6 separate regions of the Homo sapiens genome follow, and all the other regions are linked to region 5. The links are chromatin contacts, found by Hi-C or POLR2A ChIA-PET in ENCODE. All regions are on one chromosome and are shown on one strand. Each heading gives the region's core, a stretch centred on a gene start or an enhancer-like site at or near the end of the contact. The rest is flanking DNA. Distances are from core to core; before and after follow the strand shown. Region 1 holds the start of AKAP9 (A-kinase anchoring protein 9). Region 2 holds the start of CYP51A1 (cytochrome P450 family 51 subfamily A member 1). Region 3 holds the start of CDK6-AS1 (CDK6 antisense RNA 1). Region 4 holds the start of KRIT1 (KRIT1 ankyrin repeat containing). Region 5 holds the start of DBF4 (DBF4-CDC7 kinase regulatory subunit). Region 6 holds the start of GATAD1 (GATA zinc finger domain containing 1).

Evidence for each region. Hi-C counts contacts between places; a loop is a spot of excess contacts on that map. ChIA-PET counts read pairs that join two places held with the same protein, here RNA polymerase II (POLR2A). Pooled maps may share reads with other maps.
Region 1: a map of CD8-positive, alpha-beta T cell shows a loop between it and region 5 (15-fold over the local background). The contact joins the promoter of AKAP9 here to the promoter of DBF4 in region 5. A Hi-C loop is called at or near these places in 2 of 168 maps with a recorded cell type or tissue (CD4-positive, alpha-beta T cell and CD8-positive, alpha-beta T cell) and 8 of 50 pooled maps.
Region 2: a map of B cell shows a loop between it and region 5 (32-fold over the local background). The contact joins the promoter of CYP51A1 here to the promoter of DBF4 in region 5. A Hi-C loop is called at or near these places in 2 of 168 maps with a recorded cell type or tissue (B cell and CD8-positive, alpha-beta T cell) and 11 of 50 pooled maps. POLR2A ChIA-PET finds 5 or more read pairs at or near these places in 1 of 52 experiments (activated CD8-positive, alpha-beta memory T cell).
Region 3: a map of CD4-positive, alpha-beta memory T cell shows a loop between it and region 5 (7-fold over the local background). The contact joins the promoter of CDK6-AS1 here to the promoter of DBF4 in region 5. A Hi-C loop is called at or near these places in 2 of 168 maps with a recorded cell type or tissue (CD4-positive, alpha-beta memory T cell and naive thymus-derived CD4-positive, alpha-beta T cell) and 7 of 50 pooled maps.
Region 4: a loop to region 5 is called in a pooled map, with 28 times the contacts of the local background. The contact joins the promoter of KRIT1 here to the promoter of DBF4 in region 5. A Hi-C loop is called at or near these places in 9 of 50 pooled maps.
Region 6: a loop to region 5 is called in a map of naive thymus-derived CD4-positive, alpha-beta T cell, with 10 times the contacts of the local background. The contact joins the promoter of GATAD1 here to the promoter of DBF4 in region 5. A Hi-C loop is called at or near these places in 1 of 168 maps with a recorded cell type or tissue (naive thymus-derived CD4-positive, alpha-beta T cell) and 7 of 50 pooled maps. POLR2A ChIA-PET finds 5 or more read pairs at or near these places in 1 of 52 experiments (Panc1).

The regions. Positions count from the first base shown.
Region 1 is chr7:91,938,562-91,942,841 of GRCh38, forward strand. It overlaps AKAP9 (A-kinase anchoring protein 9), which reads left to right and starts at 2,301. Exons shown (of 50, transcript NM_005751.5): 1 at 2,301-2,586. The coding sequence starts at 2,539. LOC124901698 (a long non-coding RNA gene) reads right to left here and starts at 2,290. Exons shown (of 2, transcript XR_007060431.1): 1 at 2,103-2,290; 2 at 1,289-2,003. RefSeq lists enhancers at 1,842-2,403, 2,442-2,591 and a silencer at 2,132-2,241.
Region 2 is chr7:92,131,980-92,136,004 of GRCh38, forward strand. CYP51A1 (cytochrome P450 family 51 subfamily A member 1) reads right to left here and starts at 2,498. Exons shown (of 10, transcript NM_000786.4): 1 at 2,194-2,498. The coding sequence starts at 2,385. It overlaps CYP51A1-AS1 (CYP51A1 antisense RNA 1), which reads left to right and starts at 2,584. Exons shown (of 3, transcript NR_122110.1): 1 at 2,584-3,103. RefSeq lists enhancers at 1,833-2,659, 1,834-1,883, 2,044-2,093, 2,464-3,123, 2,660-3,486.
Region 3 is chr7:92,834,557-92,838,409 of GRCh38, forward strand. It overlaps CDK6-AS1 (CDK6 antisense RNA 1), which reads left to right and starts at 1,927. Exons shown (of 2, transcript NR_110088.1): 1 at 1,927-2,007. CDK6 (cyclin dependent kinase 6) reads right to left here and starts at 2,017. Exons shown (of 8, transcript NM_001145306.2): 1 at 1,922-2,017. RefSeq lists silencers at 600-849, 1,960-2,319 and an enhancer at 1,430-1,509.
Region 4 is chr7:92,243,727-92,247,504 of GRCh38, forward strand. It overlaps KRIT1 (KRIT1 ankyrin repeat containing), which reads right to left and starts at 2,188. Exons shown (of 19, transcript NM_194454.3): 1 at 2,064-2,188; 2 at 1,176-1,445; 3 at 276-423. ANKIB1 (ankyrin repeat and IBR domain containing 1) reads left to right here and starts at 2,248. Exons shown (of 20, transcript NM_019004.2): 1 at 2,248-2,793. RefSeq lists an enhancer at 2,069-2,363 and a silencer at 2,294-2,683.
Region 5 is chr7:87,874,263-87,878,460 of GRCh38, forward strand. DBF4 (DBF4-CDC7 kinase regulatory subunit) reads left to right here and starts at 2,231. Exons shown (of 12, transcript NM_006716.4): 1 at 2,231-2,516; 2 at 3,791-3,963. The coding sequence starts at 2,471. SLC25A40 (solute carrier family 25 member 40) reads right to left here and starts at 2,098. Exons shown (of 12, transcript NM_018843.4): 1 at 1,834-2,098. RefSeq lists silencers at 1,491-1,940, 2,071-2,330 and enhancers at 1,694-2,203, 2,391-2,510.
Region 6 is chr7:92,445,997-92,449,897 of GRCh38, forward strand. It overlaps GATAD1 (GATA zinc finger domain containing 1), which reads left to right and starts at 1,486. Exons shown (of 5, transcript NM_021167.5): 1 at 1,486-1,982; 2 at 2,756-2,881. The coding sequence starts at 1,734. RefSeq lists a silencer at 1,406-2,175 and an enhancer at 2,606-2,655.

The DNA.
Region 1 (4,280 bases), core at 1,051-3,550, 4.1 Mb after region 5:
CTAGAGTGCAGTGGCACAATCTGGGCTCACTGCTTTGGCCTCCCGGCCTCAAGTGATCCTCCCGCCTCAGGCTCTGGAGTAGCTAGGACTACAGGCTCCCGCCACCACACCCAGTATTTTATTTTTATTTATTTATTTATTTATTTTGTAGAGACAGGGTTTCGTCATGTTGCCCAGGCTGGTTTCGAACTCCTGAGCTTAAGCGATCCACCCCGCTCAGCCTCCCAAAGTGCTGGGATTACAGGCGTGCACCACCCCGCCCAGCCTCCTCATCTCTTTCAAGTCTTTGCTGAAATATCTTCTGAAAGAATCACCTGAGTAAGTGAATGACATGACATGAATTAATGATTGGTATGACAAGTTATGACAGAATAGGTGCCATAAGGAAGAGTCAGAACACTAGTGCCCAATGCTTGCTCTTCTAATAGAAGTTAACACAAATCTAACTTTCAACATTGATTGAGCACCCATTATGTAAACTAGACATGTATATGATTGGCTGCTATCAGTGAAGGAAACATTGAAATAATCTTGTTGCTTTGGAAGGTATTCTTGAACATTCTCAGCACCTACAAACAGCTGACTTATTTAGTCACCGAGAAAGCAGTATCCTTTAACAAACAGGAATAGCTTTGGATACCCTGGGGCTTCCCCCTCCTAGGCAATCAGCATCTACACTCATAATCCCTCAATCCAGGCAGTATTTAAATCACTGCACTATTAGAACACTTAGTTCTAGTCCTTACTCTTAATTTGATGGGTGACTAAGTAAATCACTTATTGCCTCAATTCTTTCATCCCTATGATAAAATGTCTAATTTTACCTGGTTCCTAATTCAGGTTGAGATAACAGGACAATATGCACTTGGCTGTTAGAAGTTGGCAGAATGTATGCATTACGGAGCTTAAGAAAAAAATCTTTTTTAAAGCTAAGATTTCTAAATGAGGGCTATTTAAAACTCATCTTCAGTTTGTGGTAGACTTAAGGTCTTTATTATCTCCTTTTTTGTTTTTTAACCTCAATTTTTCACTTAACACCACTTCTACGCTTGAACTCATTTTAGCCTATTTTTTGTTCACAACTGCTAGTTTTTCAGTCCAACCTAGCTCAAAGCAACGGAGAAACATGATAAATCTGAGTAATCAACCAGAGACATTAAAATGTGTAGTTCACTCCAGGAATGGATGTGAGCATTGGAGGGCAGGGAGACGAACACAAAGGACTGAGGGAGCACATGTCGGGGAAACAAGGAAAGATAGTAATGTTAAATTTATAAACACTGCTCAATTCAATCCAAAAAGCGTTTATTGAGTGCAGAGCTCTGTGCTGGTCATTTTAGTAAAGCCAAGATGAGCAAGACTTATGATGAGTCTCTGTCATCAAGGAGCTGGGAGTATGAGCTGAACTAAGACGCACACAAATTATTAAAATATGGTGCAGGGTACTTAAAGGAAGTCCAAGGAGAAATAAAGCTGACATTATTCAGGACGTTTTAATATGTCAGGGCAGTCACATATATTAACAACCCTTCCAAAAATTCCAGGTAGGCTCAGGGAGGATAGGTAACTTGTCATTAACGCTAGAAAGTTAGTGTAGTCTGGCATTGTCCCTAACCGAGGTTCTAAAGCTCAGGCTCCTTTCAGAACACTACTGTTAAAGGGAAGCCCCAAAGAGTCGGGGGAGGGGACTAAGTTTTGACTGGATGTGTCTCGGTTGCCGTGGAGGGAACAAGAGGTCAGAAAAGCCATTTGGAGGCAGCGTGTGCGATGGGACTATAAGGATGAACCGGAGATTGAGTGGGAACCAGTGGAGGGAAGAGGGAGGGACTTTTCAGGCTAAGGAAGTAATAAGAGCAATTAGCTGCTCTCATAATTCTTGAGTCAAGCAGTTAATGTAGGTAGAAAACCTGGCGTCCGCCCCCCCACCACCCCCCACCGGAACTTTTCCGTTGGAGCTTGTAGGTGTTCGCCAATTTCACCATTAGGTGTGTTAGTTTTGTAACCTGAAGGAAAAAAAAAACTCATGTTTTAATAGCAGTGGATTCCTCGGACGGAGGGTGGGGGTCAGGCCAGGAGCCTCTGGCACACTCCGTCTCTCCTACCCCTCAGCTCGGCCGCCACCTGTGAGCCGTTGATGTGCGGGAAGGGCGCTCTCTACGGCGGGATCCTCGCTGGTAGGAGGCAGGTCCCAGGCCTGGCAAGGGTTGACCCCGGAGGGCTGGGCCGGGGCGGCACCCCAGGAGCACCTGCCCACGAGGCGGCTGCGCGGACAGACGTTCCAGCCCCTCCCGCCTCGCCGTGTGTTTACGTGGAGACGAAGATGGCGGCGGCGGCGGCGGTGACGGCGCTTCCCGTGCGGCTGAGGACGATCCGCCAGTGAGCGCGGAGACTGCTTCCACTTCGGGCGGGGGAGCGCCGGACCGAATCGGCTCTCTAGGCCGTGGAGCTTGCCGTCCCACCTCCGTCCAAATCGACCTTTCCTTTCTATCCCCAACCACCCCTCAACCCCTGTTTTCCCCTGCCTTCCTTGCAGAGGCCATGGAGGACGAGGAGAGACAGAAGAAGCTGGAGGCCGGCAAAGCCAAGGTAGGAGAGCCCGAGGCAACCGGGCCTGCGGTGGGAGGCGGTGGCTAGCACGGGGTGGGAGGGGGCCTGGGAAGCGGAGTTCGCCGCAGCCCCAGTGCACTGCCCGAGAGGGAGGTGCTGCAGGGTCTTAGGGTCTGCATCTCTCCTCGCCCTCCTCCTTTCCCCTTTTTCCAGTTGGGGGACAAAGCCTTGTGCTAGCTGATAATACTTCCGCGAGGATTGAATATTGTGGCTCCTTTCTCGTGAATGTCCAAATAAAACTCCCCTTTTACTGTATTGCTGTAAACTAGTGTTTAGTTGCTTCTAAACCTCCGATCTTTCATTTTTTTAAGGAGTTTTCTGGGTGGTGCAGGCATTGTGCTTTCCAGGGTGGGGATTTAGGGCTTTTCTTTATTGGGTTGGGGATTTGTGCGCTGATCATCAGCTTGTCTTCCTTAGGTAGCACGCTGGCACTCTTGGGTGTGTGTGATTGGCCTGTGACAGCTGTCTCAGCAGTGGCTTGTGTGTGCCACAAGTGCCAGCTGTGAACTTGGCTTTAGGGGCGTTTTTAGAAGCGTGTCTTTGTATGTTTGTACTTGAAGGTCTTTGTCATGGCATGCGCTTTTGTGTCCTATGGAATGTTAATGCAGTCTGTGAATGGAACTTCTGAGGACCGAAAGGTTCCATATGCCAACACCTATAGAATTCCTGCTTTAAATAATTTAGTTGTTATATATCTCTCTGGCGAATCCTGGTTGTGTGTGTGTGTGTGTGTGTGTGTGTGTGAACGGTTATGGAAAAGCCTGTAAAGCAAACAATACAATACACAATTATACACAGGCATCGTTCATTGGGCTTCATGAGAAATTTAACATATACAGAATATAAGCTGCGTAGCATATTTCTTTTAAAAATTACATATTTGAGCATATATTTTGTCTGGGCTCAAAAGCCCCCTTCCTCCCTTCAATGAAGTCTTCTTTTATGGATTATATTATTTTTAGAGATAATTGTTAGCAGTCATACTTGGACAAAAATTGTATTACAGGTAACTGTTTTTCCTCTCTTCCTTTCTCTTCTCCTCACATAAACAAAGGAAACCAGGTTAGTGATTTATTATCAATGAAGGGCCATACCGCAGAGATGCAGTGATAGAAGCTCAACACAAGTTTGTTAAATGAATATATATATAAAAACTAGCTTCATATTTCTAAAATATAGTTGACTTTCCTATAAGCTCCCTCTATTTAAGATCAAGGTTTAAATGCTTGTATATAGCCAGGTAAATTTTTACTTTCGAATCTATAAATGGTGGGAAAGGGGAATCAGGGTATCTTTAGAAGTCCAAAGCCTACACTTGTGCAATCTGAGGGGCTGAGCAAGCTCTATGCATCTACGGAAGTAGTGGAGGTGAAGTGTGTGCCCCTCCAAAAGCATTGAAGATCTGATTAGATGTCTTACTTGTCTGTTACCTCACAATTTTTATTGCCTGCCCCCAGAAATGTCTTTCCTGAATATATGTGAAGCAGTCCTACAAAACATGGTTTACTTTGGACATACACATTTCATAATAGAGGATTTATTTAAATTGCTTGCAGTTGTAGTTGATGTGGCAAAATACAATTCTAGTTTCTTTGTGTGTTTCTTTATCTTTCAGAATTCTATGTATGGGGTAAAAACCTGTTTAAGGTGAATTTTTGTTGTAAAAGATTATC
Region 2 (4,025 bases), core at 1,248-3,747, 4.3 Mb after region 5:
AAAAAAGTTACCAAAAAAAAAGGAAGCATCAGAAGTAACTTGAGAACAGCCAAATTGCAAATACCTCAAGAGAGTAGCTATTGTAGAAAAGAACAGAAACTCAAAACACGGTATAAGATAAACGACCAGATAAACACTAAGGCACTGTAAATTTAAATGATGGACACTGTCCAGAATATGTCCAATTATTATTGGTGTCTCCAGGCAACTTTTCTAACCATTAGTAGCAAAAAACCAAAAAGGTCAAACTACACTTGTCCCTTGGCATTTGTGGAGAACTGGTCCCAGGACCCCCTCACAGATTTGTATCCAGGGATCCTCAAGTCCCTTATATAAAATGGCAAAGTATTTGCGTATAACCTATGCACATCCTCTCATATACCTTAAACCATTTCTATATTACTTACAATACCCAATACAATGTAAAGGCTATATAAACTGTTATTAAACTGTGTTTTTTTATTTGTATTATTTTTTATTGTTGTGTTATTTTGTATTGGGTTTTTTTCCCCTGGGTATTTTAGATCTACACTTGGCTGAATTCCCAAATGTGGAATTCGTGTCCCCAGAGGGCCCACTATATTGTTTCTTCACTACTTACTACTACTACTACTCACAATTTTAGTCCCAGATACTTGCTTAAAGAAGGTATAGAAAAAGACAAGCAGTAACTTGTAGTATAGAAAGAAGGGAAATGTTTAAGAAGCTATATTTACTTCTCAGTAAACAATCAATCTCATGCTTCTCTCACTGCAAGTGAACTAGAGCCACTGATTTTAGAGTTTTTAAGAGAGTAGATCAGCTCTAGCAAGAACTCTAGCATTCTTCATAAAAGTTTCTTTAGATGCCACAAAATGAGACCTGCAGATTACAACATTAAGTATCCTGAAAATCAAACAAAATAATGAAAAAGGGTAATACTCCTCAATTCTCTGGTGGTCTCAAATAGAAAGGAGCACCACAACCTCACAGTACACCTCAGCTAATAGAACTATCTTTAAACACTAAAAGTAACTTTGTCTTCCCAGAGACAAATATCATTTCCTTAAAGATCCCATGTGTAGGAAAAAAATAAATAAATAAATAACTCTTTCTTATGCCTGGTATGGTTCAAACAAAAATTATTTTAAAAGCTACTTGGTCAAAAGTTTGTACATTGCATTGTCAGTAAAAGGGTAGTTTTCAAAAGCTACTTATTGCTGACTGTAAAAGGCACAATCAAATAACATTTGGGAGATTGAAAGCTAGGTTAATAAGGCTGTTAAATTGAAGAAAATGATTTTTTTTTTTTTTGAGACGGAGTCTCATTCTGTCGCCCAGACTGGAGTCCAGTGGCGCAATCTCGGTTTACTGCAACCTCCGCCTCCTAGGTTCAAGTGATTCTCGGGCCTCAGCTTCCCAAGCAGCTGGGACTACAGGCGTGTGCCACCACATCCAGCTAATTTTTGTTTTGTTTTGTTGTATTTTAGTAGAGATGGGGTTTCTCCATGTTGTTCAGGCTGGTCTGGAACTCCTGACCTCAGGTGATCCGCCCGCTTCGGCCTCCCGAAGTGCTGGGATTACAGGCGTGAGCCACTGCTCCCGGCCGAGAAACTGTTACATTATTAGCATCAGAGGAAGGCCCTTACCACACTCCAGTCACTACCATTACCACACTCTACACATCCTCCTTAATATGGGTATAAACCACCATTAGGGGCACTGCTACAGCCCACAGAACACTGAACCACACAGGGCAGCCTCCAGGATGACGGGCCAGCTGCCAACAGCATCTCCGTCAGGACCCCCACCAAGGGCCCCAACGACCACCGGGTCGTTCAAACCCACAGCCGCCAATCCAGCCACCGCCACTAGGGGCACCACTGCTGCGGTCAGTACAGACCGCTACAACCACAAATGCCGCAACCACGACCCCGTCTAGGATCAGATACACAGCCGGGGAGGCCAGCACCGCCCCCCAACACAAGGCAATGGCGGGTGCTACAGCCAGCGCCACCAGCAGCAGTGCCGCCGCCGCAGCCACTACTCCAGCCCCCAGCGCGCCTGCCACCAAAGCCACGCCAAGCATGGCCGCAGTCGCCCCCGCCCTTGCCATCCACTGAGCCGGTCGGGGCCACGGAGCCGCCCACGCCAGCCCTTCGGCCGCCTCAGCTGCGGCGCGCGCCCCACTCAGACCCTAAAGAATGTACGTACCACCCCTGCGGGCAGCTGGACCAGGTGGCCGGCGGCCAGACGGATCAGGTAGACCAGGCTGAGGGTGAAGGCGCAGGCGATCAGCAGCATGGACAAGAGGTTGCCGCCTGTCACCTTCTCCATCGCCTGGCCCAGCACCGACCCACCCGCCTGCAGCAAGCCCAGCAGCAGCATCCCAGCCGCCGCCGCCATTCACTCCGTCGGAAACACTGAAGGCCGAGGTCGCCACCGCTCCTCCCAATCGACGGAACGAGAGAAGCTGGCAGATGGTCGTCCACAGGGGGCCTTGCCCCAGGTCTCCTACTAAACCCAGCCCCACCCCTCGGGTCCCACGCGCGCCACCCCGTGCGTCACAGAATGGGGCGGGATGTTCCGCTGGCCACGCCCCTTAAATAACACTCTGTGAAGCCGTGGTCTTCTTGCGCGGGATAGGGCACCTGAGGAAGCGGGCTGCGCCTGTGGCACAGTGGTACGGGGCCGGAAGATAACTTACCTGAAGAGGCGATCAATCCCTGAGAATCGCGGGCGACCCGTTTTTTGTGTGCCCGGGTGCGGGGTGCCGGGACACGGCGTTGAAGGCGCTGAGCGGAGGGATCTCAGGGCGAGCTCGAGCGGCGACGGCGCGCTCTGTGATTGCACCGCGAGCGCCTGAGGTGATCTCGGCCTACATCGCGTCAGCGGGGCCTTGGGCGTGAGCACCGCCCCCTGTCCGGACGCAGGGTACTGGGGCACCTCGAACTGTGGCACCTCACCCTTCTCCGGGGCCACGTCTTGGGGACTCCGACAGCCCCAAATAAGCCCTCGGGGACTGGGGTTGTGAAAAGCGAGGTCGTGAAGACGCCGGCCTCATACCGAAGGGTAGGACGGTGAGGTCAGCCCCGTCCCACTCCAACTAAAATCAACCTGACAGGTATTAATATGCCACCATGAAGTTAACAAATGTTGGTGATTAAGTATGCTAGGTTTTACGAAAACAGATTTTCCAAAATAAATGTACATGTTTTAGGACGTCGCGAGCCGTTTGAGGCAGCATTCCCCAAGGACGCCACTTAGTCTGTAGGTTTAGCGGCTAGAAAGATTCAGAAGCTGAGTTCAGTCCTGCCGCCACAATCAATCTTCGCTCCTATGGCTTCACAGAAGCGTCTCCCATGACTACCAAATTTAACTCCTTCCAGATCACCCACGGGAGCACCTGACCGGATTCATTTATTTAATCAATGTTAAGAACTAGGTTTTGTGCTAAGCTAGGGGATAGAGCAGCGAATGAGACAAAACTGCAAGGCCCTGGGGGAATTAGTAGGAATATCCAGTGAAAGGGAAATTAATGAATTTTATAAGTATACTAATCAAGAAGTATATTCTTTTCCTTTGAGGTAGAATGTAATATAGCACCTCCCCTACCCAAGGCCTGGGTTAAGAGTATATTAACTGCTTATTTCTCCCCTATGCGTGGAGAGGCTTATCTGTGTTCCATCGTTTCACATTCCTTGAGGCACAGCGAGTTCTTGCTTCCCTCCCTAGCGCTGCTGTAAAGTCACAAAACTGATTAGCAAGTGTTACAAAAGCATGTATTCCCAAGGACGTAAGACATATGGTGTAACAAATGTAAGAGTAATTTACTGCCTTTGTTCTTGCTTCTGCAAGTACACTTCATGCAACACGTAACTCCCAACACAAACTGCTTAAAAGGTGATTGATCCCTTTGTTCGGGGCTCAGACTTTCTGGACCCTAGTCCGACTGAGCCGGTGATCACCTTAATAATAAAGGCTCTCCTGAACTCTGCTCGGTCTCTCCCGTCTATGATTTGTCCCGCAACACCAGTTGCCTGCGG
Region 3 (3,853 bases), core at 677-3,176, 5.0 Mb after region 5:
CACAATTTCGCTTGTCGTCTCCTTAAAGAATAACTTCAGGAAGGGGATAGCATAATCGCGCCTCGTCCTTAAGTTTTAAACTGATTTCGACCTGAGCAAAACTCAACCTCCCTTTCAAAGGGTGGGGGGTGGGGGGTTAAATCCTGCGCCTCCAGGGGTGAGAGAGAAGGTCTCTGTCCTCGGGGCCCGGACTCGCGAACCTTTTCCCATTCCCAGGACCTCCCCGCTGTAGGTAGCAGAGGTGGCTGCCCCATTCCCCCTCCGGCTAAAGGCCCGGTCCAGTCTGCAGCCGGACGCCCCCGGAGCCCTCTGCACAACAAAGCGCCAGAGTAGGGTACCCTAACTTTCCCTCCCCATTCAGCAGCTATCTGGGACCTAGGGGGCCTCCCTCCTCCAGGGCCGCCGCGGCCTCGGCAGGACTTTCACCACGACGGCCGCATGTCCGGAATTCCCGGGGCACCTCGGAATTACCTGCCTCGCAACCGCTGGCCCGCTCGCCTTTTGCCAGGAATTAAACAAACGGCGCGACCCCCACGATGAGCGGGTGGAGCGGACCGCGGCGAGAGCAGAGCTTCTGGCACTCACTACATTCAGAACTTTCCTTAAAAGCCGAGGAAAGAGCCCCCAGGGACTGCCCGGGGGTCTGAGCCAGGTCGAGGGCCACACAGGTAGCCGGGGAGCCGCCGCCGGCCGCCCAACCCGCCTGTCCTGCATCCCCCCAACCCCCTCCCGCTCGAGTCTAGCCCCGGGCTCCGCAGCGAAGGAAGCGTCGGGGACGTCCCACCCCCGCAGGGAACTGCGCCTGCTGCCCCCGCCGGGCCCCGCACTGCCCTGGCTCTCCCCCCACTCGCCCCCCAGACGGTCGGCTTCGGCGGAGAGAAACGGGAGCAGCAATGCCTTTTCCCCCCCTCTCCTCCACTTTTTTTTGTTGTTGTTGTTGCTTTCCCACGCTGGCTGAATGTGACTTGACCCCATTTCAAAAAAAGTTTGACATAGTGCTTCAACATTTCCGCATTCCTCCGCGACTACAAAGGCTGCAGCCGCCTCCTTCTGCTTTCTGTCTCTGCTCTCTGTCTTCACACTCAATGAAATCCTTCATGCGCCTCTCCCGAAGCCTGCCAAGCACCACAAGGGTCGCCACCAGCACAGCGACAAGAGGCCACACCGGGGACCGCGACTCCCGCGTGTGCGCACACGCAGATGCGCCCATATGCACACGGACGGGCGCGCTGCGGGGACCAGGGCTGCTCACTGCGGGGCGTGTGTTTAACTCCAATATTTTAAATTATAAAAGTAAACTTGGAAACTACAGCAAACGTGCGTCTTCGCGGGGCTCCAAGCCTGGGCACTGGCCGGCTGCGTGCACTTTTCTGTGTATAACACGCCCGCAGGAAGCCTGCGTTAACATTTATCTCGTGGAGGGGAAGGTGGAGCCCACACCCACACCTCAGCGAGCTGGAGAGGGAGTTTTCGAGGGGGAAATGCAAGCACATTCTCCAGCATGGAGTCCCTAGAGGCAGTGCATTTTAAACCCTAAATGTGAATTATTATGTGAGTGTCCGAGTAGAGTTCCAGTTCCGTTTGGAGAAACTGTATGAGGCGTGTTCCGTGTGGGTGTGTGTGCGTACGGATACGTGGAAGCAGGATCTCGGTGTCGCGGGTGTCCCTAGGCTGGGATCTCCCCCTCTCATCAGATAAGGAGAATCCTCTAGCTCCCCAAAACTGGCCCCCATAACCAATCCCGTCTCAGTTCGTAAGGGGTTAACCAAAGCCGATTCCAAGGAAACACAGGTCCCCCCCACCCCCCGCCACCCTCCACTTACCCCACCCACAGTTCTGCCTCGGACCCCGGCCAATCCCCCAGATCTCCCCCGGGACCCCCCACCCCGCAGCCCACCCACCCGAGCGCACAGCTCCTCACCTGAGGGGCCCAGTCGCGTCGGGCCTCCCGAGGGGGCTGCGAGTGTCAGTCGGCTCTCCGCACGTGTCCGCGGCCTCGCGGAGCAGGTAATCAGACTCTGGGGAAGGAGTTACCAGCACTCTCTCCGGCGAGGGGGTGGGCACAGCGGCGGAGGGCGGAGGGACGGCGGAGGGCGCCGCCCGCGCCGCTCGCTGGGGGCGGACGGGGGCCGCTGGGCTCCGGCCGGCGCTGGGGGCCCCAGCCGGGGAGGCAGCTGGGGCGACCGTGCGGGGTGGGGGCAGGGACCCGCGAAGCCAACTCTGCCGGAGACCCACCCCCCGGCGGGGCTGGGGGCTCGTGGCGCAGTGGCAAGAAAGTGTGCAAATTAAAGCCTTCCGGAGAGAAATGAGGCGGCCGAGTCCCGGCAGTGCTCCGAGCTCCGGGCTCCCTAGCTCCCTTCTACGAGTCGGGGGCTAGAAGGGCGCGGTGGGGGTGGGGGTGGGGGGGAGAGTTAAATGAAAATTTCCGGCTTTCGCTGAAACTGTAGTAGGGGGATCCTGCGACTAAAATAAGCGGCATTAGTGGGAGAGAGTGGGACGTGTCGTCGGGAGTCGGCGGAGTTTCCAAACCCAGGGTCGCCCAGAGTTGGGGTTTTGACAGGGTGAAGCGGGGGGCATCCTCACTGTGTGACGTGGACGGATGGGAAAAACACAAAACAACCAACAATAATTATGAGCGGCCAATGGGGGTGGTAAATACCAATACTTTCCAAGAAACTGAAAAATCAGACCAAAAAATAACTCTTCTCTTAAAAAAATAAAGAAAAAGTTTGGCAGGATGCCTTGCAGAAAAGAAAATACTAATCTATCCAAGCACTTTTCACTTTCAGCATGAGCTACATTTGTTTTGTTTTCCTTCGCTTCCTTTCTGCCTCACAAAGCCCTATCTTTTCCTTTTAGACAGAGGATATGGTTTGGAAATTGTCAGGCACTCTTATGGTTAACGATCTACTTGAAGGGGCTGGCGGGCTCACAATTATTAAGTGGTTAGTAACTGCTGAGGGTTCACTAACGTATTTCAGAGGAGCTAAAAAGACTAAAATTTAGTGTAAATAATAGAACTGCAGATAGTAGATACATACACAAAAAGAGGAGTGCTCAGTTTAAATGCATTATTGGAAATCTGAAATTTGAAACCTTGTAAGAATGTATACTTTACCTGCTGAGAAACCCTTGAATACAATTATTTCAGGTGAAAATTAGATTTTGGAGAAAAAAAAGTCTTTAAAACTTTCTACAATGGAGTAAAAGAAAACTTGAAATAGCTGTCTTTTTGGAAAGAATTTGGTGTTCTCCCCAAAATCTCTATCTGTAGAATACTTGAAACCCTTTAAAACATCTTAAAGCAAAACTTTTCACAAAATTATTTACTTAAGTGCTTTGTAGAAAAATTAAAACCTGGCAAAATTCTGTTTGAATTGGAAATACTACTTCTATAAATCTTTTGACTTTAAAACCATGTTACTAATCTCACAGTAAATCAAATTTTTGCCTTTATAAAACTGATTCTATGTTATAGTGTGAGGTAAGGCTAGGGAAATAAAAATTGATGCATTTTCAGTAGCACATATTTTGCAATGCATTATAATACTTTTTTCTTTAAAAATAAAAGTGAATAATTGTATGTCTTTAAGCTTAAGATAATTCATAAAATACATTTGTGTTAAGAGCATGTCTTCTAAAATAAGATCCAGTTTTCTGAACAAAATTTGTATTTATAAAGCTATCTATAATCTCATATACCTTATAAATTTAAGAAGGCAAATCATTAGATTTTATATTTACATAAAAATATTGGATCACTACAAGTCACTAATTAGACTTTAAGCCAGAGACACAAGTGGGAATCCTCCATTTTGATAATTGTTCACACTTATCATTTGCCTTTTAAAAC
Region 4 (3,778 bases), core at 938-3,437, 4.4 Mb after region 5:
TAAGATTAAAACAACCATTAAAATTATTGTACAAAAATTTTAAATAAAATAATTTAAATACTTTTCAAATTTATTTTAAATTCTAAAACTTTCCATTGATTTAGATCCAAAAAAACCCTACAGATATTTCACTAGAAAAAAATACAGTGACACATTAGGATAGAGACATTTCATTGTGTGAAAGGTTTTGAGGACGTTATCATTCTTTATCATTATATACTTCATGAAATTTTTTTCAGTTCAATTTTTTGTATAAAATCATTCTTAAAACCCACCTCATGCAACAGACCTTCCTACATCATGTGAAAAGGATGAGGCCTTTTTCTTCTCAGAATTTCTATTTAGCAATTACTTTTCACCACAGATTAACAATGACTTCAAGATAATAAACGTTTACAAATTATGAGACAGACGCATTGAAGACTGCAAGCCCCAAAAAGAAAGACATTGTATTGTGAATACACTGTATGATATATGGGCACAATTACAGAAACCATTTTATCTATTAAGGACCTAAAAGAAAAATCAAGTAACTCTTACTTTTCTAAAGACAATTTAAAGCAAATCAATTCCTGTCTTGGTCAACTCATGTTAAGAAAACATTTACTAGCAAAGTACTTTGTCAATACTCATCACTTCTCTAGAATATTTAATTAATACTGCACAGAAGCCTGAACTTTTAAAAGGTAAACAAATGTGATTTTAAAAAGACATAACTATGACAGTAACAGTATTTTGTTTTCTTAAACCAAATACTTTTTTACCATATCCCCAAAATATTCTTAAAATTCATTTTCAAGAACTATTCGTACTTGACTACTTAAAATCTACATTCTTCCAGTGACATGAAAGAAGGAAACAAAGGCTTAACAGGAAAATAACAAAAGTAACTAACATAGGAAGGTAAAACTGCTAAGGGAGAAACACAGACAAACTGATAGAAAATGAGTAGCTTGAACTAAAATACAAGAAAGGTATAACTAGAGTTTGCAATATGTTTAGACTGAGTCTGAGATGAGGGTTCAAGTGAATAAGTACAGGAAACGTGGCATTTTGTTATATGGCTCACTCCATTCTGGAAAATGTTAGGCACAAATGATAATATGCTCCCTAAGTAATAAGATCTTATAAATAAAGCAGTGGAAGTGGTCCTTAATTAGGGGGGTGGCACCTACCTGGGATCACTGGAAAATATGGAGGGCATTTCTGGTTGTCACTATGACTGATGAGGGGAGATGTACAACTGCCATTTAGTGTCCATGGAACAGGTTTGCTAACATCCTCTTAGTATGCTAGACAGCGTTTGCAAACAGAAACTGTAAAGGCACATATGCACTCCAGAAGGGTAAGAAAATAATGAGGCTGAGATCCTGAGTTGGACCACCGAGATGAAAGACTTCTGGTGAGGCTAAAAACATGTAGAAAAAGCGATGAAAGCCAAAAACCTTAAAAGGTGGAGAAAAGTGTAGAGGCGAGAAGTGAGTTACAGGGGGAGAAGTGAGTTAGAATGACAAGCTGTGAATCCCTTTCCCTGCAATGACAAAAATACGTAATCACTCTGCCTGGGAGGTTTTTTCCTGCGCCACCACCCGTCAACGTCCACTACTGGGGAAAAACGTAAGCCTCTTTGCTCAAAGAGTTTCCACCCAAAAAGTGGCTATGGTTTCTCTGTAACTACATGTGAAAAATAAACTCCTTGCCTGGGGCAACTAGATGTGGAGATGGTTCAGTCTCCCACCTCCGTTTTCCCTCGCTGGAGTCGAACTTGCTCCTCCTGTTTCCCGAAGGACACCGAGAGGTCCCACCCGTACGGGCTGCCGCGAGTGCCTCTCTGGCCGCTACATTCAACTAAATGGGTGGGACAGTCACCTGGCGAGGGGGGGCAGGGACCGTCACCGCTTTCTCATTCCTCCTTCCCTCCTCCCAGGCACAGCAGCCCGGCCCAGCTTCCTGTGGCAGAAAAACCCTCAGTCGCCAAAAGAAAGCCGTCTTGAGGGTTCCCCCGCGCTCCCACCCGCGCCCCAAAAGCTCAGGTCTCTGGAGTCGGAGACCCTCCTGCCCACCTGCTCTTTACTGTCCTTCCCTCTCCTCGCACCTCAGCACCATTCACCCCTCACCCTCTCCCGAAACTACGGGGTCCCAGGTCTTCAAAGGCCTTAGCTTTCCACCCCGCCGTTACCGTGGCTATGAAATCGCTTCCGGGTTCACACCCTTTGCAGCCTCGCGGTTGGCGGTGAAAGAGCTTCCGGGTCGGCGGCCGGGCTGCTGCCGTTCCTGCTCCTTTTCACTGGACCTGCAGTCTCTCAGGGGCTGGTGGCAGGCGACTAGGAGACTAGGGTGGTGGCGGTGGGGGTGCCAGCGGCTGAGCCGGAGCCGGAGCCGGAGGCGGGGGAGGGGAAGAGGGCGGCCGGGGCTGCGAGCGCGCAAGGCTGGAACATGAGCCGGGCTTGACCGCGAGGCGGAGGCAAGAGCCACCGCCCCCTCTTCCCCTCCCCCGAGTGAGGCGGCGCAGCGGCCGGAGAGGGATGGGGGGCGCCCACCCAGTCTGAGCCTCGCCGCGGGCGCCTTCGGCTCACGCAGCGCTTCCCGCGGGCCGCCAGTGCGCACCCTCGGCCACATCAGCCTCCGCCTGGCGGGTGCACCCGGGCCGGCGAGGAAGGGGCAACCGTCCGGGTGGGTGGGGCGGGCTGGGTACCTGAGGTCACCAGCTCGGCTGTAGAGGCAGGGGCGGCGGAGGCGGAACTGCGGAGTTGCTGGGTCCACCGACCCTTACCCTCAGCGAGAGAAGTAACCGTAAGTCTCAGCTTCGCGGTACAGATGTGTTTGAGGCTGCCTCTACCCATTTGTGGCTCCGAGTTCAGAGCTACCTACTTCACACCCTCCCGGATCTACTAGGAGTGTGTCTGTCGCCTGTTTTGGAGCATTGTTGTTCTGTCTGTCCCCATCCCTGAACAGGCAGCATTCTCTGCCCTACAGGGCTTTTCTCCCAGCGAATTTGCAAGCCTCCGGGTCTCCGTGACGCGTCCCATCCTCCCCATCTGGATGCATCTCCTTGTCCCTCTGTCCTCAAAGGATCTGTGTCCTTCCTCGCAGCCTCCCCCCCACCCCCATCCTTTGAGACGTGGAAAGCCACGGGTTCTGCCGACCTCGGGGGCTAGAGAGAGTCTTGAGAAGCGGATGGGTAAAAGTGCTCTGCAGGGCTGTGATGGGTGGGGATAGGTGCAGATGGCTCCAGTGAACCTTTATTTTTGCAGCTTCTGCCACCAAAACAAAAGAATGGAGCGCTCCCCTGTATTCTTATTCTTCTCCGTATGTATGAGCTGTTTTTCTGTACGTAGCTGTTTGAGTCGCAGGAAATTGAAACTAGAGCTGTAATAAAGCATCTCCTGAGGAGATTTTGAGAATTAGTCTCCCAAGCTCTATTCACACGGAATGGCATATCGAACAATCTTGTATTGGAATGACCATTTCAGAAGAGCTTTACTGGTAGATCTGACAGATAAATGTAAAGATAAGAGTCTGCTGTTTCAAATAGTGTATTTTAGATACCTTTAAATTTTAGTGTTCTAATTTTCATCTAGTTCTTAATTTGTGAAGTATGTGGGTATGTGTAAGGTGTAAAAATCTGTGTATTGGAAGGTTTTGCTTTGTTACAAGCTTTTGCTTTGTTGCTTTTGAGACAGACGTTTAAAGATCATATTAGATTGTATTTGATAATTATTTTCAATCATTAATTCCAGAGAAATCTTTTTTTGTATCAGCCACTCACAGATGTTAC
Region 5 (4,198 bases), core at 981-3,480:
CTTCACGGCAAATAAGACACACAATTCATCTTTCACAAGACCATAAAATGGGACTTCCTTTTTTAAAAAAAAGTTCCTCAATAGAAGCATGCTTAAAAATCTTTCCCACATCCTCTAAACCTTCCAAAGATCCAGTCTTCCCTTCATTATACTTTCCTACAATAACAAATTTTTTTGAAAGAGTACACTCAACCTGTCTGAACTTCAAGATTATAATTTTTATCTAGTACTGTACTTATCTCTGCCACCTACTCAAATTACCCTTAAGGAAACCAAGGATACCTGAAACGCCAAAATCAAATACTTATTTTTCAAGTCTTAACCTTATCTGTCCTGGGGATGAAGGAACTGGTGCAGTGTTCACTAGAATGATAGTAATTATGGAGCTCTTAAGGAGCTCTACTCTGTGCCAGGCACTGTACTAAGCATTCAAAAATGTTCATTTAATCTTCACAACATCCCTGAGAAGTACTACCCCCTTTTAATAGATTAAAATTGGGGCTCAAAATTACCCAGAGGCCAAGTAGTTAGTGAAGCCCATATGATTCCAATGTTTGCAGTCTCTTCCCAATTCTGTGGCATTTTCTCCATCTCTTTCACTATTTCATCAACGACGCTTATAATCAATTCTCTTATTTCACATGCTCTCCTTGGCAATTTCATTTCCTCCCAAAGCTTTAACTACATTCTATATTAGTGCTTCCCAACTTTTTAAATCTTTCTGTAAATATAAACATTTTGTGCTCTCTGTAGCTTATATTTTGAAAATAAGTTTTTTCCCATAGAAATTACAATATTGAATATGTTTGTTCAAACTACACTTCCTTCCACCACTCAAGATCTGTTAACCTCTAATGAATTGCCCCATGATTGACATCAATAGACCTTGATGCAGAAATATTTTATTGGAGAGATATCAAATCAATCTCTATTTCCTCTTCCCATGTCCACTTCTGCTAGACATTTCTCTCGAGTCATAAACATCTTTAACTGTCTAATAAGCATAGTTCCATGACTGTCGCCCCAGGCCCTTCAACATAAACCTGTCTAAAACCAAACTCTCATTTCCCTTAGCAAACCTGTTCTCTGCGTTCTCCAGCTAATCTTGTCACAACCCACCCTTGTCTATTCTTTAAGGTACCTACCTGCAAAACCGTAACGCTGATACTCTGACTTCCTTGAGCTACCAGGTAAAAAAATCAACCACTACAGGAGTGCCTATTATGGCCTGGAGTAGAGGAATGCAAAATAGTTCAAAATATCCTCTTCCTCCTGAAGAAACAGATTTTTTTTTTTTTTTGGAGAGGCATGTTCCAACTTATAAAATTAAAATATATTCACAAGCATTTTAATTTGATCTTTAATCTCTGTTTTACAGGAAAAAAAAATGAGATGTTACTTTCCACTCCTTCATTGTTGAAATAAACTTACACTCAACTAAAAGAAAACAGGTCTGAATACAATAAAAGTCAACAGGACAGCGCAAATAGCCAACTACCCAAGGACACAAAGTGACCTGGAGGCGTTCTGCGGTGGCGCTGCCGTCAAGGCCGGGGCCGCCTGGCCAGACCCTCCCTCAGACGCCCCCCGGGGCCGCCCTCACTCCCGCACGTCCCTCTGCAGCTGTCCTCAGCCGGTGGGGTCGGCAGTGACCGCGGGAAAACCCCGCTTGCTGTGCGACCCAGGGCGCGCTGAGCAGGGGCTGCGGCTGCCGCCGCTGTCCGGCTCCGGTTCCGGCCCCGGCCCCGGGCCCGGCCAGAGCTGAGTCCGGACTCAGCCAAAGCCCCTCGCCTTCAGCTTCCCAGACGTCCGACCAGTGGAAAATTAGCATACCTGGGGCAGAAGGCAGCTGCAGGGCCGGCAGTCCTGGCAAACCTAGAAGGCGGGAATAACCCTGGTGACGGGCGGGGCCGGGCTCCGGCGCTAACTGCATCCACTAGGTTTGGTCAACACAGAGCCGCGCCAACTCTCTGAGGCTGCGCCAAGACCTGAAGCGGCGGACCGAGAGCCCGGGTCTGAGACTGAGAGAGCAACGGAATGGAGGCGGGGTAGAGGCGGAAACACAACCTGCAGGGCCAGAGCGAGGCGCGAGAAGGACGGCGGCGTGAGGGGGCGGGGCGCGCAGCGCGAGAAGGCAGGCACGAGGGGCGAGCGCGAGGCGGGGCACGGCGCGTGGCGTGAGACGGGGCGGGGCGCGCGTATCGGCGCCGCGGCCGCGTGACGCGTTTTCAAATCTTCAACCGCCGCAGCCCACTCGTTTGTGCTTTGCGCCTTCCTCCTCCGCGCCTTGGAGCCGGATCCGGCCCCGGAAACCCGACCTGCAGACGCGGTACCTCTACTGCGTAGAGGCCGTAGCTGGCGGAAGGAGAGAGGCGGCCGTCCTGTCAACAGGCCGGGGGAAGCCGTGCTTTCGCGGCTGCCCGGTGCGACACTTTCTCCGGACCCAGCATGTAGGTGCCGGGCGACTGCCATGAACTCCGGAGCCATGAGGATCCACAGTAAAGGACATTTCCAGGGTAAGAAGCCCCTCCTCCGCCTGCAGTCCCTTTAATCCTTTCCTCCCCTCGTGGTTCCACCATTGATTCTTCAGACTTCTCCCGCCGGGTCCTCAGCTTCTTTTCTTCTGACCGGCCTCTGGGGTCTGAAGGAAGGAGCCCCCGTTCAGTGTTTTGCCTAAGAAGGAACGGATCCTGACCCGGCCCCTCGAGCGCTCTGCCGTTTACAGCGGCGGTCCCAGATTGATTCCCGGTCGTGCCTTCGGTTGAAAACTAGCAAACAATGTGCAGATCCGGGACCTCGCCGGGACTGCGGCGCTGTCTGCTCCCGGGCTCTCGCATATGCTAAGCCTCCGCCCGGGCCCTTGGAGGCGACGGACTGCATCCTCAATTTAAAGTCAGACGCGCTCGTGGCTTTTCGCTTCAGGATTAGATTGAGTGATTGTGGGTGGATTTTTGGTCTTACCCTTGAAAGTTTATTTTCCTTTCCTCATAAGTTGGGGGAAAGCATTGTATTTCAAACACCCCATTGCTGGTTTCAACATTACAAACAGGGAAACAAAAGCAAATTTCCATTTTCAGTCACTTTATTTGGTGAAACATTCCAGCACCTAAGTTTTTTGTACAGGTGTTTGTGTGTGTGTAGTAACTACCAATTTAAGAACAGATTGCGTTTGAAAAATTAATTTTTAAAGCAGTTGCTTGGATCTCAGATCTGTTTCTAATGAAAATAATGAAAGGTTTAGTTCTTCGTAATGGACCGTTAAGTTCTTAATACGTAGACAAATTGTATGTGAAATGGACCGTTTAGTTGTTAATATGCAGACAAACTTTATATGAAACTAAAACTTGAGCAGTCTGAAACCCTTGAGGACTAGGTTATTCTGCGTAACAGAGGATTCTTTCATCGCTAAATGAAGTTTAAACACCAGTTTTGAATGTTCAGCAGAATGGCAGATGCTCAATAAATAGTTGAGTATTAAATATCCCCATGGAGTTTACATCCTAAAAAAAGAAAATCTTTCAAAAGAGTTTTATATAGTTCCGTGCCTCAGGAATAAACACACGAATATTTCTTGCTGAGTCAACTATTATTTTACAATATGCGGTCTGTGAAAGTATATAGGGCATTTTGCCTCTATCCTAAGTAGTACTACAAAGAAATACATTTCAATGCTAATAACTTAAACTGGTAGGGTTGTAAGGATTTTTATTCTGTAATATTGTATAATGAAATATTTTAAAAATAGTAAAAGTGTCTGTGTAAAACATCTGATTCTAAACATCTTTAATAGGTGGAATCCAAGTCAAAAATGAAAAAAACAGACCATCTCTGAAATCTCTGAAAACTGATAACAGGCCAGAAAAATCCAAATGTAAGCCACTTTGGGGAAAAGTATTTTACCTTGACTTACCTTCTGTCACCATATCTGAAAAACTTCAAAAGGACATTAAGGATCTGGGAGGGGTAAGTGAAAACCGTACACTGGCATAGAAGGAAAAATTTGTAACTAGTACTTTCTACTGTGTAATCATTTAAATTTTTCATTTTGGAAAACGCTTCTATTAGCACCAAGCTTAACATTTTTATCAGCTGTTTATCGTTAACAAAAAACCATTTGTTTTAACCTTTTGTGGACTGACAGACCTTTCAGGTTTCTCTGATTAGCAGTCTAGTGTAAAGTTCTTAGAGTGTAAGACTC
Region 6 (3,901 bases), core at 236-2,735, 4.6 Mb after region 5:
AGCCACTTTTACAGTTGGCCCTAATCCCCATAACAGTCCTGGAAACTTATTTTTACTGTTAAGGAAACTGAGATTTAGAGGGGAGGTGACTGAGCCACAACCCACACCCCAGAGGGCTGTTCCAAAGCCCTCCTCGAAATTGGTGCCAAGGGCAGCAGCTATAATGACAGCCAGTCCACATAGAAGTGCCTCCGTTGATCACCAATTAACAGTAAAATCTGATAATATCTCATTCCAAGGTTGTTATAAGCACTAAATGTGGTTTTGTGACATAATAGGCGTTTGTTTCTCCCCACTGCTTCCCACCACAATATATTCATCAAGACCTTTCCAAGGATACTAAGTCTAGGAAACCCAGGATCATGAAGAGAGGGCATGTTCTTCCAAGTGAGGCTGAGGAGAGACTTGTCTGGCGAGGCCTGTACTGACTAGTGACATTAAAAGAGGCGATCTGACTTCTCATACTGCTCTTGTCCCAGGCCTGCTGTTTGTCAACTGCTGGGTCCTCAGAGCCAAAACTGTTTTCCAACAGTTTTGAATTGAATAACAGCCAGCTATTCGATTTTCTCCGCATTCTCTAATCGGTATACTCTTCAGAGTCCACAGGATTTGCAACGATATTATCCAACGGCTGAAGAATGTGCGCTTGACATCTTAGGCTGTAAAATGTCTCAATTTCAATTTCTAATACATAGATGTCAGTGGATGGCATTTTCTGAACCCTTTGTCGATGTCCATAAACGGCATGCTCTGAATTCAACTAAACAAAAGTATAGACATGGGGGAGGTGTAGGGCGATGTCCAAAGTATAATTTTTAAGAGTGTAAAGGGTTCCTAAGTAAGATTGCCAGATTTTTTTTTTTTTTTTGAGACGGAGTCTCACTCTATCCCCCAGGCTGGAGTGCAATGGCGCGATCTTGGCTCACTGCAGCCTCCACCTCCCGCGCTCAAGAGATTCTTCTGCCGCAGCCTCCAGGGTAGCTGGGATTACCCCAGAGCCCGCCACTGAGCCCGGCTAATTTTTGTATATTTATTAGAGAAGGGGTTTCACCACGTTGGCCAGGCTGATCTCGAACTCCTGAGCTCAAGTAATCCGCCGGCCTTGGTCTCCCAAAGTGCTGGGATTGCAGGCGTGAGCCACCACGCCAGACCTGGATTGCCAGATTTAGCACATAAAAATACAGGACCCCCAGTTAAACGCCTCTCGGATAAACCATTATTGCATGGGATACACTCACGCTAAAAAAATTGTTCGTCGTTTACCTGAAAGTCACATTTAATTGGGCGTCCTGTATTTTACCCGGCAAATTCTAGGCCTGAGACCAAAAAGTTTGAGAACCCTGCCCCTAGGCGACAGCAAGCGGAACTGCAGCAAGCTCCCAGTAATTCCGGGTGCTGCACTTCCGGTCAGGCGGTCGGGCTGCGGGGCCCTGGGGCCAGCTCACCGCCGGAAGTCTCCGCGTCCCCCCCACCCCGGCCAGATCCCTTTCCCAGTCCTGCTTCCCAGTGCCTCGGGCCAGGGAATCCTGGCCTCCGCCTGCGGAGCCGGCGGAACCCGCTTCCCGCCTCCACGGGGCAGCGCCAGCGGCCTGGTCCTTTCACCGGCAGCTCCGTGCCGACGCTCTCACCGCTCTTCCTATCGCCGGGAGTGGCGGGCCGACCAGGGGGCGGCCGGGCTACCGTCCGCCATTCCCGTGTCTCTGCGCCCGCGGGGGCCGCCCGAGCCGGCCACCATGCCGCTGGGCCTGAAGCCCACCTGCAGCGTATGCAAGACCACGTCGTCCTCCATGTGGAAGAAGGGAGCGCAGGGGGAGATCCTCTGCCATCATTGCACTGGCCGGGGCGGCGCGGGCAGCGGGGGCGCAGGCTCGGGGGCGGCTGGAGGGACTGGGGGCAGCGGCGGCGGCGGCTTCGGCGCGGCGACCTTCGCCAGCACCTCCGCCACCCCTCCGCAGAGCAACGGGGGCGGGGGCGGCAAGCAGGTGAGCTCCTCCGGCCCCTCCCGCCGGCGGAGGCCGACCAGGTGCTAGGCGGGCGGGGACGGGCTGGCTGGGAGCGGGCGGGCGCGGGCTTCCCCGATCGCCGTGCTCCTGCTGGCTGGAACGCCCCTCCCCACCTCCTACTGAGATCTTTCGTTTGGCCCATTCCGAAGCACCTGTTATTGTAAGAAATTCAAAGCAATAAGAACCAAGATGTAAAGCCCTTAAGAAAATCTCAATATACACATGTCTACACAGTCGTATACAGTGTCATGCCACAAATGCAGGCGCTGGACCTCATTCCTTGTTAAAGGTTTTGTCATATCAGGTTATGAAGTAAGATTATTATGTCATTATTGTAAATGGCAGCTTAAGTATTCCGTTGCAGGGGGCGCCATAACCTACTACGTTCTCTGGCCTTAGGGAGTAAAGTTGTTAAGTGTTTTTCTCTATTGTAGACACAACAAATGAATAGTGTTTGTCTTGGTCAAGACTGACTCCTACTCCCGCCTCCTGCCCTATTACAAGCAGCTCACACCTTTTGGAGGCTCTGGAGACGCCTGTCCAGCGAGCTCCGAGATTCCGGGTGCTGAACTTCCGGTTTTACTTAGCCTAGTTGCTGTAATTACTTCTCTTGAAAAGCAAAAGGGCAATCTTAATTGTTAAATGCTCTTATAAAGTACATACTCTGGGATCCTTGTAAGATGATTGTACTGCAACCTTTATGCACTTTTTACTTCTTTCTCTTTTTGTTCTTTAATTTGTTTGTGTAACAGAGTAAGCAGGAAATTCACAGGAGGTCTGCTCGGCTCAGAAACACTAAATACAAATCTGCTCCGGCTGCTGAAAAGAAAGTCTCCACCAAAGGAAAAGGGAGAAGACATATATTTAAATTGAAAAATGTAAGATATTTGTGGACAGTGCCTTTTACTGTAATGACGTTGTGTGTATCCTGCCACTGCCTTCATTTCTCACCATTGAACTTGGACTCTGCCCTTGGTAGCCCTTCCTTAGTATTCTGGGGAATGGTCCAGATTCCCCAAAAGGGAATGAGCTCTGTTGCAGGAGGCTCACTGTTTATAAAGTTAATAATACTCTTTCCTTTTTGTTTTTTAGCTTTTATTTTTTCCCCTGGAAAATATAAAATATGGGTTTAAAAGAAACATCAACCTTGAGCCCATTTTTTGGGGTTCTCTATGGAAAGGAAGAGGAGAGATTATGGTTCTTGATATGGCCAGGTACACTAAGAAAACTTTTTTTTTTCATTCTTTAAAAATCTAAGTAAATATTAACACTAGAACTCATCATTTGCATATTTATTTGTTATTAAAGCCCCAGAAAATGTATCTTACTGACTTATGATGATGATGTATTTGATGAATATGAGTCAAAAATTTTGCTAAGCCTTATCTCCTCTTCTGCTCTAAGAAAAGAGATTGTTGAAAGACCTGTGCTGGAAGTAGTTGAAAGCATATTTTTATTGCAATTAAATTCTCAGTTTTTATAAACAAGGGATAATGTTCAAACACAGTGGACAGTGCATTATGGACTATTTTTTTAAGTCTCAGTATGATATTCTTTTCTTTCAGAACAGGAATGTTTCACTTACCCGTAAAGACGTTTCTGAAGTTGGCCATATTTATTTCTAAAACACAAAGGGACCCTGCAGTAGACTTATGCAGATGGCAGACTATTTTCTTTTTTTTTTTTTAATTTAATTTAATGAATTTTTTTTAATTTTACTTTAAGTTCTGGGATACATGTGCAGAATGTGCAGGTTTGTTACATAGGTATACGTGCCATGGTGGTTTGCTGCACCTATCAACCCATCATCTAGGTTTTAAGCCCCGCATGCATTAGATATTTGTCCTAATGCTCTCCCTCCCCTTGGCCCCCATCTCCGACAGGCCCCAGTGTGTGAT